Regions from separate parts of the Homo sapiens genome. Here region 2 is linked to region 1. Evidence: chromatin contacts called from ENCODE Hi-C data. All regions are on one chromosome and are shown on one strand. Each heading gives the region's core, a stretch centred on a gene start or an enhancer-like site at or near the end of the contact. The rest is flanking DNA. Distances are from core to core; before and after follow the strand shown.

The links. A loop is a pair of places that touch in the nucleus more often than their neighbours do. Pooled maps may share reads with other maps.
Region 2: a loop to region 1 is called in a pooled map, with 6 times the contacts of the local background. The contact joins the promoter of PSMB3 here to the enhancer-like site in region 1. A Hi-C loop is called at or near these places in 1 of 37 single-sample maps with no recorded cell type and 8 of 50 pooled maps.

Annotation. Positions count from the first base shown.
Region 1 is chr17:38,482,842-38,489,252 of GRCh38, forward strand. It overlaps ARHGAP23 (Rho GTPase activating protein 23), which reads left to right. Exons shown (of 24, transcript NM_001199417.2): 17 at 3,221-3,299. Among named protein-coding and RNA genes, the nearest start is that of ARHGAP23, 58 kb to the left of the region's middle. RefSeq lists an enhancer at 1,649-2,170. Within about 2 kb of position 2,915, at least 8 of the 41 ENCODE cell types and tissues checked have a DNase peak (open chromatin) inside an H3K27ac peak, as active enhancers do.
Region 2 is chr17:38,749,408-38,756,447 of GRCh38, forward strand. It overlaps PSMB3 (proteasome 20S subunit beta 3), which reads left to right and starts at 3,334. Exons shown (of 6, transcript NM_002795.4): 1 at 3,334-3,422; 2 at 3,743-3,927; 3 at 6,476-6,583. The coding sequence starts at 3,420. It overlaps TRN-GTT2-5 (tRNA-Asn (anticodon GTT) 2-5), which reads right to left and starts at 2,447; the gene lies at 2,374-2,447. It overlaps LOC100287808 (a long non-coding RNA gene), which reads left to right. Exons shown (of 1, transcript NR_149004.1): 1 at 1-2,345. It also overlaps a transcript of PCGF2 not described here and the pseudogene RNU6-866P.

The DNA of each region.
Region 1 (6,411 bases), core at 1,665-4,164:
TGGCCAGCCCGGGGATGGGCATCACCCCAGGCTGAAGCTGACCAAGTAAATGCAGTCATGGCCTGGGGAGCTCTGAGGCAGAGGCTCACAGATGGCAGTTTTGTCCGAGTGTTTAGGATGAGTAGAGTTCACCAAAGGCCGGTGAAAGCCAGGTGAGGGCATTCCAGGCAGCAGAATGGCCTGCTCAATGGTGTAGACGCGGAAAGTGTGCCAGGAGTCAACCAGCTTTCTCTGTAGAAGGCAGAGGGTAAATATTTTCTGCTGTAGTTTGCTCTGTTGCGTTCCCCCCTTCTCTTCCTCCTCCTTCTCTTCCTAATCCTTTAACAACGTAAAAACCATACTTAGCTCAAGGGCCATCCAAAAGCAGGCTGTGGCTAGATATTGCCTACAGACCATGGTTTACAAACCGCCGGCTTAGAAAAAGGGGAATATATGATGTTTTCTAGAATGGCCAGCAATTTGGGTGGCTGCAACATGGAAAGAGAAGTGGCTGATCAGGCGAGATGAGACCAGCCTGTGAAGGGATCTGCAATCACACTTAAGTGTTTCCAGCAAGGCCGGCGATTCTCAAAGGGTGTTCCCCAGAGTCCTAGGGTTCCCCAGAGGGGCCTTGGGAGGCCAGGGGCAGGTCAGGACCCCCTGTCCTTGCTAGAGCAACCCTGCTTTGCCCTGTCTGTTGTACTGGGTTTTCATGTACAATTTTATTTGCCCAAAGGGGCTCTGATAAAAAAGATATTTTGGAAAACCGTGAACGTGGGCAGTGATGTCCCACGAATCACACACGTGAAGGCTCATGGAATACACAAGTCTTCCTGTCCTTGGAGAATGAGGAGCTGAGACAAGTGTGTGTGAAATTGTGGACAAGAGAAAAAGATGATCTCTCATCAGGGACCACACTGTGATGAGGAAGGAGAGGGTGCTCAGGCTGGAGCAGGTGGTGGCTGGAGGGTTTGAGTATTGGAGGAATGAATAGGAGGGGGCAGGTGGACGGGAAGCCTTTCGGGGTGTGAGACGATGGCATTTTCCAAAACCCCAGCAAGGGCCGGGGAGGGCTTGAGGGTTAGGACAGAGAGTGGATCTACCTCCTGGGCTTGGAGGTGGGGAGGGTGAGGCCCCAGGGGGACAGAGAAGGCATTTGATGGCTTCACTGAAGACTTCGACCTTGATCTGATGGACAGTAGGGAGCTTCTGATGGTTCTTAAGCTGGGGAGGCATCGTGAGAACAAAGTTCAAGAAACAGTAATGCTCCTGCTCATGTCCATTGGATACGAATGCGGAGGGCAGGGGTCTGGGGAGAAGTCACTGATCTATGGAAGCGCTAAGTGTCGGGAGGACTTGGTGGTCTCAGGGGAAGGGGGAGGATGGGAGCAACCCTAAGAGTTGTCTGCATGAGAGGGAGGAAGGAGGGGCGAGGAAGAGCCGCATGTTTGAGCTGGGGCTGGTGGTATCTTCCCTTGGCAGAAACCAGGGAGTGGGGCAGCGTGAGGAGAGGCGGAAGGGAGGGGCCGTCTCAGGGAGTGGCTCCATTGGATTTGGGGTGTGGAAAGTCCCTTGCATGGGGTGAGGGCATAAACAGGCGCTATATTGAGCCTGGACTAGAGAGTGGCATGGGTCCTGCTGCAGCTGAGGCATGGGATGACCAAGGGTGGGCCGCAGAACAGCAGGGGCCACGCTCTGAGTGGGACAGAAGGAGAGGGCCGCCAGTGAGGCTGGGGTGAGGGCAGACACTTCACTCTGGAGGAACCAGGAAGCACTGGCCAGGGCATTGGGTTTGGCAGCTGGGAGATGAGAGGAGCTCACACCTGAGGGCCAGGAGGTAACGGAGTCGGGTGGGCAGGAGCCGCACTGGGTGTGTGTGAGATGAGGGGGCCATGCTGGCAGGCAGCTGGTCCAAGCCAGGGCCAGCTGGGGGCATACGAGGTATATTGGGTGTGTTGTTTTGTCTTGGATATCATTGTGTCATTTGTTGTGGGTCGTGCTGGGAGTAAGTGTAGTGGGGGATGAATCTAACCCCTGGTGAGCCTGTGGGGAGTGTATTGTTTATGGGATTGTCTGGCATTAAGCTGTGGATCCATTGTAATGAGTGTGTGTACTGCTGTACTGTGTCTCTTTGTTGGGGGTATTAGGTCGCTTTCTGGGCCTGAGTTATTCTGAGCCATTCCCAGCGAGGCGGCTGTGCCCAACTTGGTTGCAATGTGGGGTGATGGTGCCCCCTGGAGGACAGAAGGGACAACGACCCGGCCGTTAGTTCTTGTACTCGACAACCATTTATTTTAGAGTAGGGTTTCTCAATCTCAGTGGACATTTTGGGAAGAACAATTATTTGTTGTGTGGGGTTGTCCTGTGCACTGGAGGGAATTTGACATCATCCCTGGCCTCGATCCACTAGATGCAAGTGGCACCTCCCAGTTGGGAAAATCAAAATGGCTCCAGACATTGTCAAATGTCCTCTGTGGGTGGAGTGGGAGTTTGGGGGACAAAATTGCCTCCTTCTGTTAGAACTACTGATTTAGGGCCATGTAAGTACCAGGTTAACTGTCCTTGCTAGGTGATAGGAGCACAGTGGGAAATGAGACAGACGGGATCCTGTCTCCTCCTGGAGCTTACAGTCCTGCAGGGAGACAGGCATGAACACGGAAACAAAAGCAGAAAATAATGACAAATTGGGTTAAGCGCCAGGAAGGAAACAAAGTCAGGGCTGGGGTGCAGGTGACAGGGCAGTGGTGAAGGTGGCTGCTTTAGCTATGAGGGTCAGAGAAGGCCTCTTTGAAGAGCGACTTTTAGGCGGGGATGAGGAGCCAGTTGTGTGGAGGCGGGGAGGAAAGTTCTGGTTGAGGAAACCAGCACATGCAGAGGACCTGAGACAGGAAGGAGCCGGCACGAATGACTGCTGTGTCACGGATGCTTAAACTGTGCCCAGTGGAGGCAGCAGCTGCCACTCACTGTCTCCCCACAGTGCCTGGGACTTTCTGTGCATGGGGAGGTGTTGGAGCCCACGCACTGGCAGGAGCAGGGAGGGGCTGGGGCCAAGTGTGAGTGTGGGCACAGGACCTCTCTGGGGACTCAGTTCTGCTGCCACCATCCTGATGAGTAGAGAGCTTGGTCTAAGTAGGTCCCAGGGAGGGCCTGGTGGGCTTGATTGGGCTCTGGGGTGAATGATCGTGGAGGCATGGGCATCGGGCTGGGCCTGCCTGTGCCTGACATCTGACCCCTCCCCCAGCGCTGGCAAGACCTCAATGTGATCAGCAGCCTGCTCAAGTCCTTCTTCCGAAAGCTGCCCGAGCCTCTTTTCACTGATGGTGAGTAGGAGGTGGAAGTGGGGCGGGGAGGGGACACCAGTCCGTGCCTCACCCTGACCACTACTTTTGCATTTGGTTTGTTGGTTTTACTCTTTTTTTTTTTTTTTGAGACAGTCTTGCTCTGTTGCCCAGGCTGGAGTGCAGTGGCGCAATCACGGCTCATTGCAGCCTCAAGCTACTGGGCTCAAGCGATCCTCCCACCTCAGCCTCCTGAGTAGCTGAGACAGCAGGTGAACACCACCACACCCAGCTAATTTAAAAGTTTTTTTTCAGAGATGGGGGGAGTTTCTCACTATGTTGCTCAGACTGGTGTTGCACTCCTGGGCTCAATCAATCCTCCTGCCTGCCCCAGCCTCACAAAATGCTGGGATTACAGGCATGAGCCACCACGCTGGCTTTTTTTTTTTTTTTTTTTTAACACAAAAGCTTATTTAAAAAACATAGATTGTACAGATGTGAATGAAGAAAACAGCACAGGACCCTGTGAATGTCCTGCTCCCTTTCACGGGAGGTTGTGGCTAACACTTTCTGAGCATTAGAGTGTGCCAAGCACAACTCCCTACAGCAACTCCATGAGGAAGGTGCTATTGTCTTCCCTCTACAGATTAGGAAACCAAGGCTCAGAGAAGTTTAATGCCTTGCCCAAGGTCGCACAGGTTGTAAATGGCAGAGCCAGGATTCCACCCCAGGCGTCGGGCACCGACGGGCTTTGGCCGTTTGCTGAACTGCTTATTCACAATCTGTTGTGTTTCTCTCCTGGCCCTCTTATATGCATGGCAGAGATACACACGTGCCTGCGTGGGGTTTGGATTTGGGTGGGTTCAGGGGTGTGCTGGCAGATGTTTAACATCTGTCTCTGGGGGAAAAAAGCCCTAATGCCTAGCGTTTTCCAGCTTCCATGGCGTAAATACTCCTACCATGGTTTATTTCAAGCCACCAACATGATGTCACCAACATGGAATTGGGAAGAGAGGCACACAGTCGCTCTCAGGAGCTGGTGTGAGCGGGCTCCAGCACACCGCTGGTTGAGTTGTTTTTAACAAAAGCAGAGTTGTAATTCTGAGATTCATTCGTGTCAGTGCAGAGAGCTCTACCTCATTCTTCTTTTAAATCAGCCACATAGAATTTCATGGTTTGAATAGACTACAATTTCTTTAAGTACTCCTCTATTGATGGATATTTAGGTTGTCTTCAAATGTTTGCTATTACACAACCTGTTGCAATGGCTTTCCTTGAATAAGTCCTTGCACGCCTGGATCTGTGCTCTCTAAGGAGATTCTTAGATGTAGAATTGCTGGGTCAAAGTCCCGGTGAACCTTTCTGAGACCAGTGTCAATTGCACTCTGAGAAAGAGGCCCTGGTTTAGACTCCCACTAAAATGTAGGAGTCTGTCTCTCCACATCCCCAACAGCATTGGATATTATAACTATTATTGTTACTTGAAGGCCAGGCATGGTGGCTTATGCCTGTGATCCCAGCACTTTGGAAGGCTGAGGCGGGTGGATCACCTGAGGTCAGGAGTTCAAGACCAGCCTGACTGTGGTGAAACCCCGTCTCTACTAAAAATACAAAAATTAGCTGGATGTGGTGGCGGGTGCCTGTAGTCCCAGCTGCTAGGGAGGCCGAGACAGGAGAATTGCTTGATCCCAGGAGGCAGAGGTTGCAGTGAGCCAAGATCGCACCACTGCACTTCAGCCTGGGTGACAGAGCAAGACTCCATCTCAAAATAAATAAATAAATAAATAATACAATAAAATAAAAATAAAAATACTATTATTTGACACAGAATCTTGCTCTGTTGCCCAGACTGGAATGCAGTGGCGCAATCATGGCTCACTGCAGCCTCAACCTCCTGGGCTCAAGTGATCCTCCCATCTCAGCCTCCTGAGTAGTTGGGACTACAGGTTTGTGCCACCACACCCAGCTAATTAAAAAAAAATTTTTTTTGGTAGAGGCAGGGTCTCACTACATTGCTCAGACTGGTCTTCAACTCCTGGTCTAAAGTGATCATCGCGCCTCGGCCTTTCAAAGTGCTGGGATTTTAGGCTTGAGCCACCTCACCCAGACAGCATTAAATATTATTAACATTTTAAACTTTTGCTAATCAGATAAGGGAAATGGTATCTCATTATTGTTTTTATTTTCATTGCCCTCATTACTAGGGAGATTAAATCTTTTTTCATTAGCATATTGGCTGTTTCTATTTTCTCTGTAATTGCTCGATCAGACCATGTGCCCATTTTTCTGTTGCGTTGTTTATCTTTTTCTTATGTTGATTTGCGGGAGAAAAGCTCTTTGTGTTTTACAGCTATTAACCCTTTGTTAGTTTTTGCAAATATTTGCTTTGGCCTGCCATTTGCCTTTCACTTTGCAGTATAGAAACTGAAAACAAATTTTTTGTTGTTGTTGTTTTGTTTTGTTTTTTGAGACAGAGTTTCACTCTTGTCGCCCAAGCTGGAGTGCAATGGTGTGATCTTGGCTCACTGCAACCTCTGCCTCCTGGGTTCAAGCGATTCTCCTGCCTCAGTCTCCCGAACAGCTGGGATTACAGGTGCCCACCATCATGCCCAGCTAATTTTTGTATTTTTGGTAGAGACGGGGTTTCACCACGTTGGCCAGGCTGGTCTTGAACTCCTGACCTCAGGTGATTCACCCTCCTTGGCCTCCCAAAGTGCTGGGATTACAGGCGTGAGCCACCGCGCCCTGCCTAACAATTTTTAATTTTATTTTTATTTAATTTTATTTATTTTCTTGAGACTGAGTCTCACCCTGTCATCCAGGCTGGAGTGCAGTGTTACGATCTCGGCTCACTGCAACCTCCGCCTCCCGGGTTCAAGCCATTCTCCTGTCTCAGCCTCCCAAGTAGCTGGGATTACAGGCGCCTACCACCATGCCCAGTTAATTTTTATATTTTTAGTAAAGATGAGGTTTTGCCACATTGGCCAGGCTGGTCTTGAACTCCTGATCTCAAGTGATCAGCTGATGCGCCTCAGCCTTCCAAAGTGCTGGGATTACAGATGTGAGCCACTGTGCCTGGCCGAAAACAATTGTTTAAAATGTGACCAAAGCTGTTCATCTTTTCTTCATGGATTCTGCATCTCATGTTTAGGAT
Region 2 (7,040 bases), core at 2,084-4,583, 270 kb after region 1:
AACGAGGAGGGAGGCTTGGAAACGCCGGGAGTAGCGGTGAGGCCGACGCCGGGGAAGCGAATCGATACTGCGTTACTGGACGCCCGTGGGCCTCATGAGGATGGTCGATTCCCTCATTCGTTATTCACGATTTATTAGGGATGGCGGCCGCGTCTGTCCCTCCAGAGAGCTCGATTATCCATCCGGCCAGCAGCGCCATTAAGCGCACTGACGGTGGGAGGCTCGAGTTAGAAATTAGGATAGGAATCTTCGCCCAGTTTTGGAGCGCCTGCCTCCTCTTCCCTCGTTGCTCGCAGCCAAGGCAGCCGCGAAGCTGGGGGCCTCGGGTGAATGCTTTCGCCCTCTGGCCGGCGACCAGGAGACCTGCGCACACTGGCCGCCGAGTGACCCCAGCTCGAGCCTGCAGCCACACCAGCGGGACGGGGGCGGGGAGGAAGAGGAAGGGCGGAGAGACTTCCTTCCAGAGGGAGTGGTCCGAGAACCGGCGGGAGAAGGGCCAAGGGAAGATCCGGTCACCTGCTCCGGAGCCTGCAGGCGGAGAGGCGAGTAGTTCACCGGCCCCGGAGGAAAGGGGACCCTCCCACTGTTCCCAGGCAAATGTGTCGCCGGCATCCTGCACTCTGCCGGGGAAGACGCGCATCCACTCGCTCTGCAGGGAGGGGAACGCGGGAAGGACTCCCAGTCAGCCGCCCCTCTCTGGCTACAAGACCCCGAACAAGAGAAACCTGTAACAGGGGCTCTGCGGAGATCTGGATCCCACCCACCAACCACATGGGCACCTGGGGGGCTGCCCCTCGGGGCATTATCAGCCAGTGGGAAGGGGGTTGACGTTCCTCTGCGGCCCATGAATCCTGGAGGGCTGCCCGAGGGGCCACCGGGGTCCATCCACTTATTCTTCGGTTGTTAAGCGCCAGACAGGAGAGAACCGCTAGAGAGGAGTGTGCTAAGACCCTATTACCCACTAAAACTCCATTTTCATCTTTTGCGTCCTGGATGACTAGTCTCCACATTCCTGGCCTTTCTGGTTTCTCAGGAGAACCTTCTGACCCAACTCTTCCCACATCGAAAGAGTTTCCTAGTCTTTTGTTCTACTACTAGCCGACATAGAAAGCACCTGTCATGTGCCAGTGTCAAATACTGCGCTAGGAACTGGGAACTCAAGGCACAGGAGCCTGGCTTTTGCGCAGGGCGCTCACAGGCCGGTGGGTGCAAACCCTGAAGGACACACAGCCTGTCCCTTTAGCGCCCATCGCTTCTGGTGTGAGCTCCCGCTAAGGGTGGGTGAGTACTGGGGTGGGCTTCCAGAAGAGGCCTCCTTTGAGCCGAATCTGCAGAGACCAAGTGTCTATGAGAACTGCTCAAGAGTGCTTTGCACATTCTCCTCCACAAAGGTCGAGGCTCCCACTGCGCCCAGGAATGCGCCTCGTCAGACATTAGGCGCCCCTTGATTTTGTGTTTGCATCTCACGCGGTCCTCTAGCTGACAAGTGCATCAGAAGAGTCACAGTGGCTGTCACAAGCCAGAGACTCGCAGAGGACAGGAACGCGGGAAATCTAGGCAATTACCTCCAGCATATACCAAGAGCTATTGCGAGGATCAGATCCCTTTAAAAATGGTGACGAGACAGGAGAGGGCGGCTCCTCTAGAGCTTTCCGGAACGTCTTTACCTCTGTGTCCTTTATACCTTTTATCTCCCCCAAACAAGGTCCTTAGTCAGTTTCTCCTTCTATTTCCCCATCTTCCTCCCCCACCTCCCTGTGTAGTTCTAGGGGGAAAAAATGTGTTGTTTTCCTTTTTTTCTGATGCTTCTAATATTAAATGCGTCTATTTTCCCACTCTCCATTGTCTTGAGGTCTTCCCCTACCCACCCTGCCTAGTTCTGTCACGTCCCTTCTTTCCCTGTATCACAACAATGTTCTCCCTTTCTCACCTTTGTTTCTCTTCATACTTGTTTCTCTCTCTGTGTCTCTCTCATTCTCTTCCCTTCCAAATGTAGTATTTGGAGACTGTAATATCGATTGAGGCAGACAATAGAAAACTGTCGAACCTCCACTGTAAATTCATTCTTAATCCTATGAAAAAATGCATCCTGAAACGTGTTGCATGCACAGTGAGACAAAAACCTGTGTCTTTAGGTTTCCTGCGATCTAGCTTGGAGGCGGGTTGGGGGGGTGTGGAGGGAAGTGCTGGAGAAATTATCCCATTATTGACTGAGCAGCAAAGAATTTTCAAGAACAGTGATTCTCCTAGAAAAAGTATTGCTGCTGCCATTTCAATGCAAAATTTGGCTTTTGAGTAAAAGGCTTAGGTTTTTATCTTCCGGGGAGAAAAAAAAAACCCAAAAGACAAAAAAAAAAAAAAAAAAGGTCATAGCGTCCCTGGGTGGGCTCGAACCACCAACCTTTCGGTTAACAGCCGAACGCGCTAACCGATTGCGCCACAGAGACCGAGTCGACTACCGGCGTAGTAGTGAGCCGAGTCAATGGGAGCGAGCCTGGACGGCGCAGACGCCGTAAGAGATGCCGCCATCGGGCGAAATAAGTGGAACCCGGGGGAGAAAGGGAAGGATCCTGATGGGGGAGGGAGGCGAAAGAGCTTGGGAGGAGAGGACGCGGGACGTGCACGCCCTTCCTCCATTGGAACGGCGAGAGGTCGACTCTGGCTATCCTCAGGTTCTACCTCAAACGTGGAGAGGCGCGGAACGTCCCTTTTTAGGGTGACCTGAGATTGAGGATACGTGAAGTCGGGCCGCAGGAAGTCCCCCAAATCAGAACAAGCTTCGGCTTCCAAACTCCCTTTCACAGCTGAACCCCTGCAGCCGCAAAATACCCGCGACGCCTACACGCGACGCCTTCCCCTTCCCACCTGCATCATTAAATTTCCATTTAATGGGCGCCTCCTATATACTAGGCACTGTTGTGGGCCAGTGAATATTCCGAGCCTAGGCAAGTGCCTGGTACACAGTAAACGCAGGATTTCTGGAGTGAATAAATAAGCTAGCACGACTAATACGACGAACTCATACATCACGTTGATAAGCGTCACGGTGCCCCTTCAGCTGGGGCCGCAGCTTCCTAAACCCAGTTTCACCAGCCCACGTGCGCGCAGGCTCCGCCCCCAGTCCCTGAGGTCCCGAGTCCAGGTCCGCCGAGATCCCACTATGCACCGTGTCGCAAGTCTCTTCCGCAGCCACAGTGACTTTTCACTTCCGCTTTTCCCGCCTCCGTTTTGACTTTGCAACCAAACTACCTGTACTGGTGACCGACAGGGACGTGTGACCAATAGAAAGCCCAGATGTCCAGGAAGAGTCCGCCTATCAGCCAATGAAGAGACAGCAGTGAGAGCGGTTGCGCAGTGAAGGCTAGACCCGGTTTACTGGAATTGCTCTGGCGATCGAGGGATCCTAGTACACCGCAATCATGGTGAGATGGGGAGTTAAAGCAAAGGGGCATGGGGAAGGATTGAGAAGCGGAGGGGGTCAGGAGAGGCTTGGGGACGAAAAGGGCCTAGGGTCGATGGAAGGAAGCGGTTTCAGTTCGAGGGGAGCGGGCCCCGGTGAGGACCAAGAGGGTGAGTGCGGCTCATTGCCGCCACACAGTGCTCATCCCAGCTGGAGAACCAGGGGTTCAGACGCCTCCGGAATGGAGAACGGGCGTACAGGAGCCTCCGCATCAGGAGCTGGGCCGGGGGCTGTGGCAGCGTTTGACCCCCCGCGCTGACCCCTCCGCTCTGTCTGTCCTAGTCTATTATGTCCTATAACGGAGGGGCCGTCATGGCCATGAAGGGGAAGAACTGTGTGGCCATCGCTGCAGACAGGCGCTTCGGGATCCAGGCCCAGATGGTGACCACGGACTTCCAGAAGATCTTTCCCATGGGTGACCGGCTGTACATCGGTCTGGCCGGGCTCGCCACTGACGTCCAGACAGTGTAAGTTTCAAGGGTCCCCGCCCACACCCAGGCCTCTTCTTGGACCATCCAACCCCGGCGTCTTGACCGGCCAAGGTGTCAGTCATCTACCACACACCACCAGTGAGTTTGAGACTTTGCCGCCTCCAAAAAACATGTCCTTCCCTTTCTTTTTTTTTTTTTTAGACAGGGACTTGCTCTGTCACCCAGGCTGGAGCTCAGTGGCATGATCTCAGCTCACTGCAACCTCCACCTCCCAGGCTCAAGCGATTCTCGTGCCTCAGCCTCCTAAGTAGCTGGGACTACAGGCGCGCACCACCATGCCTGGCTAATTTTTGTATTTTTAGTAGAGACAGGGTTTCACCATGTTGGCCAGGCTAGTTTCGAACTCCTGACCTCAAGTGATCCACCTGCCTCAGCCTCCCAAAGTGCTGGGATTACAGGCATGAGCCACCACACCTGGCCTGACTTTGATTTTGACAACAATTTTGAGCAGACAAGACAAGCCCAATAGAAACATCTTGCAAGCAGTTGGGGTTTTGTTATTACATCTCAGGGTTGGGGAAGCATTGGCAATGTGCCAAATCTATGGGAGCAGATTCTGGAGAGACAAAGTCTGTAGGGAGGGAAATAATGAGCGGCAGTTTGAGAGCTGAACGTTACATTTAGCAGTGAGGGGCGAAGAGAAGCCAGAGAAGAATAAGAGAGGAAAAGAACGGTGATAGGTTTTCAGGAGGGAATACGTGGTCACAGGGGGCAGGTCCTGCAGGGTACTGGTGCCTGAGGAGCAGCAGGTCCTGGATTTGTTTCCTAGAAGGTGGAGAGACTAGCTCACAAGCGTGGGTGGATGCCTGTCAGAAAATGTTCTCATTTCGGCTGGGCGCGGTGGCTCACACCTGTAATCCCAACACTTTGGGAGGCTGAGGTGGGCGGATATCTTGAGATCAGGAGTTCCAGACCAGCCTGGCCAACATGGTGAAACGCTGTCTCTACTAAAAATACAAAAATTAGCCAGGCTGGGTGGTGGGCACCTGTAATCCCAGCTACTCGGGAGGCTGAGGCTGGAGAATTGCTTGAACCTGACAGACGGACGTTGCAGTGAGCTGAAATTGTGCCACTGCACTCTAGCCTGGGCAACAGAGCGAGACTCTGTCTCAAACAAAATAAAAAAAGAAAGAATAAAAGAAAATGTTCTCATTTCTCTTAAAACTCCCTGAGTCTCAAGAACATAACACTTACTGAGATCTCACCCAGCCTGCCCTTTTTTCCTGTCTGGTAGAGTCAGAGAATGACATCCTGGGGTTCCTGTCAGTGAAGTCTCCCGTGAGCCTTCCCTTCTGCAGTCACTGCTGTTCTCACACCATTTCCTTTTCTTCAGAGGGCTTTTCTCACTGCGTTTGCTTCCTTCTGGGCAATGACTGCTCATTTCACTAGGCCTCAGTTTCCTTACCTGGAAGATGAAGCTCAAGTCATTTCTAAGTCTCTTTGCTCTGGTGTCCTGAGACTCATTGCTTTTCCTCCAGCAGGTGTGGCATTGGTCTGCTCTATGCAGGGGCCTATCCTGGGGCTCTGAGATGGAACTGGCAAGCTGTGACCTTTTTTCCTTTTTTCACCAGAGCTGCCAAATGGCCTTTTTCTAAGGCATCTTTCAAGTCTGTTAGCACATAGCACAGCAGTTGGTGCTGCCCCCTTTTTTTTTTTTTTGTCACCCAGGCTGGTGACATAAACTTAACTCACTGCAACCTCCGCCTCCAAGGCTCAAGTGATCCTCCCACCTCACCCTCCCAAGTAGCTGGGACTACAGGTGTGTGCCACCATGCCCAGCTAATTTTTGTAGTTATTGTAAGAGGCAAGGTTTCGCTATGTTGCCCACAGCTGAACTCCTGAGCTCAAGCAATCCTTCCGCCTCAGTCTCCCAAAGTGCTGGGATTACAGGTGTGACCCACTGCGCCCAGCCTAAACATTTTTAATATGGAACGCTTCACAAATTTGCATGTCATCCTTCTGCTAATCTTCCCTGTATTATTCCAGTTTTAATATATGTGCTGCTGGCCAGGCGTAGTGGCTCACGCCTGTAATCCCAGCACTTTGGGAGGCCAAGGTGGGCAGATCACGAAGTCAGGAGATCGAGACCATCCTGGCTAACACCGTGAAACCCCATCTCTACTAAAAATACAAAAAGTTAGCCGGGAGTGGTGGCGGGCGCCTGTAGTCCCAGCTACTTGAGAGGCTGAGGCAGGAGAATAGCGTGAACCCGGGTGGCGGAGCTTGCAGTGAGCCGAGACTGACTGCGCCACTGCACTCCAGCCTGGGCGACGAGTGAGACTCCGTCTAAAAAAAAAAAAAATATATATATATATATATATATATGTGTGTGTGTGTGTGTGTGTGTGTGTGTGTGTGCTGCCAAAGCAAGCACCAGTTGCTACTTCCTAACACATGTAAGACTACAGTTTTCCCTGGGCAGGGACTGAGATGAGATGTCTCCTTATGTTTCCCTGACCTCAACAGGGTAGACACTCAGGAATATTCAATAATGACTTACTAACTCACTTTTCTCCTACCTCAGTGCCCAGCGCCTCAAGTTCCGGCTGAACCTGTATGAGTTGAAGGAAGGTCGGCAGATCAAACCTTATACCCTCATGAGCATGGTGGCCAACCTCTTGTATGAGAAACGGTGAGTGCAAGTGTAGCTAGCACTGAGGGAATGCAGACATCTTTGAATGTAGTATGGAGTAGGTACTGAGGAAGAGGACTCTCCTTGTTTTTCCATCTCTTATTTGCAGGATAATATCCTTATTTTATGGGTGTGTTTTCTTTGGGCCTGTCTGGCAACCAGATAGGAAAGAAAATACTTATGTTGGAAGAAGGCAAGGAATGCACATAGCAGATAAATTTGCATCTAGGCAAAAGAGTTAGTCCCACCAGAGTGTTCTGGGGTCTCCCAGCAGGAGCCACTCTTGCCCTAGAGCTATTCTGTCAGCACTGGCTTCTTGGGAATAGCAGGGAGCCTAGGAATGGGGTGTTCATTTTCGTCAGTTCTCCTTGAGGGCTTTATGGTGAGAAACAAGGGGCCTAACTGTAGAATTTAGTGCAGAAATCTAGGATGGAATTGAAAGGAAACCCTGTGGGTG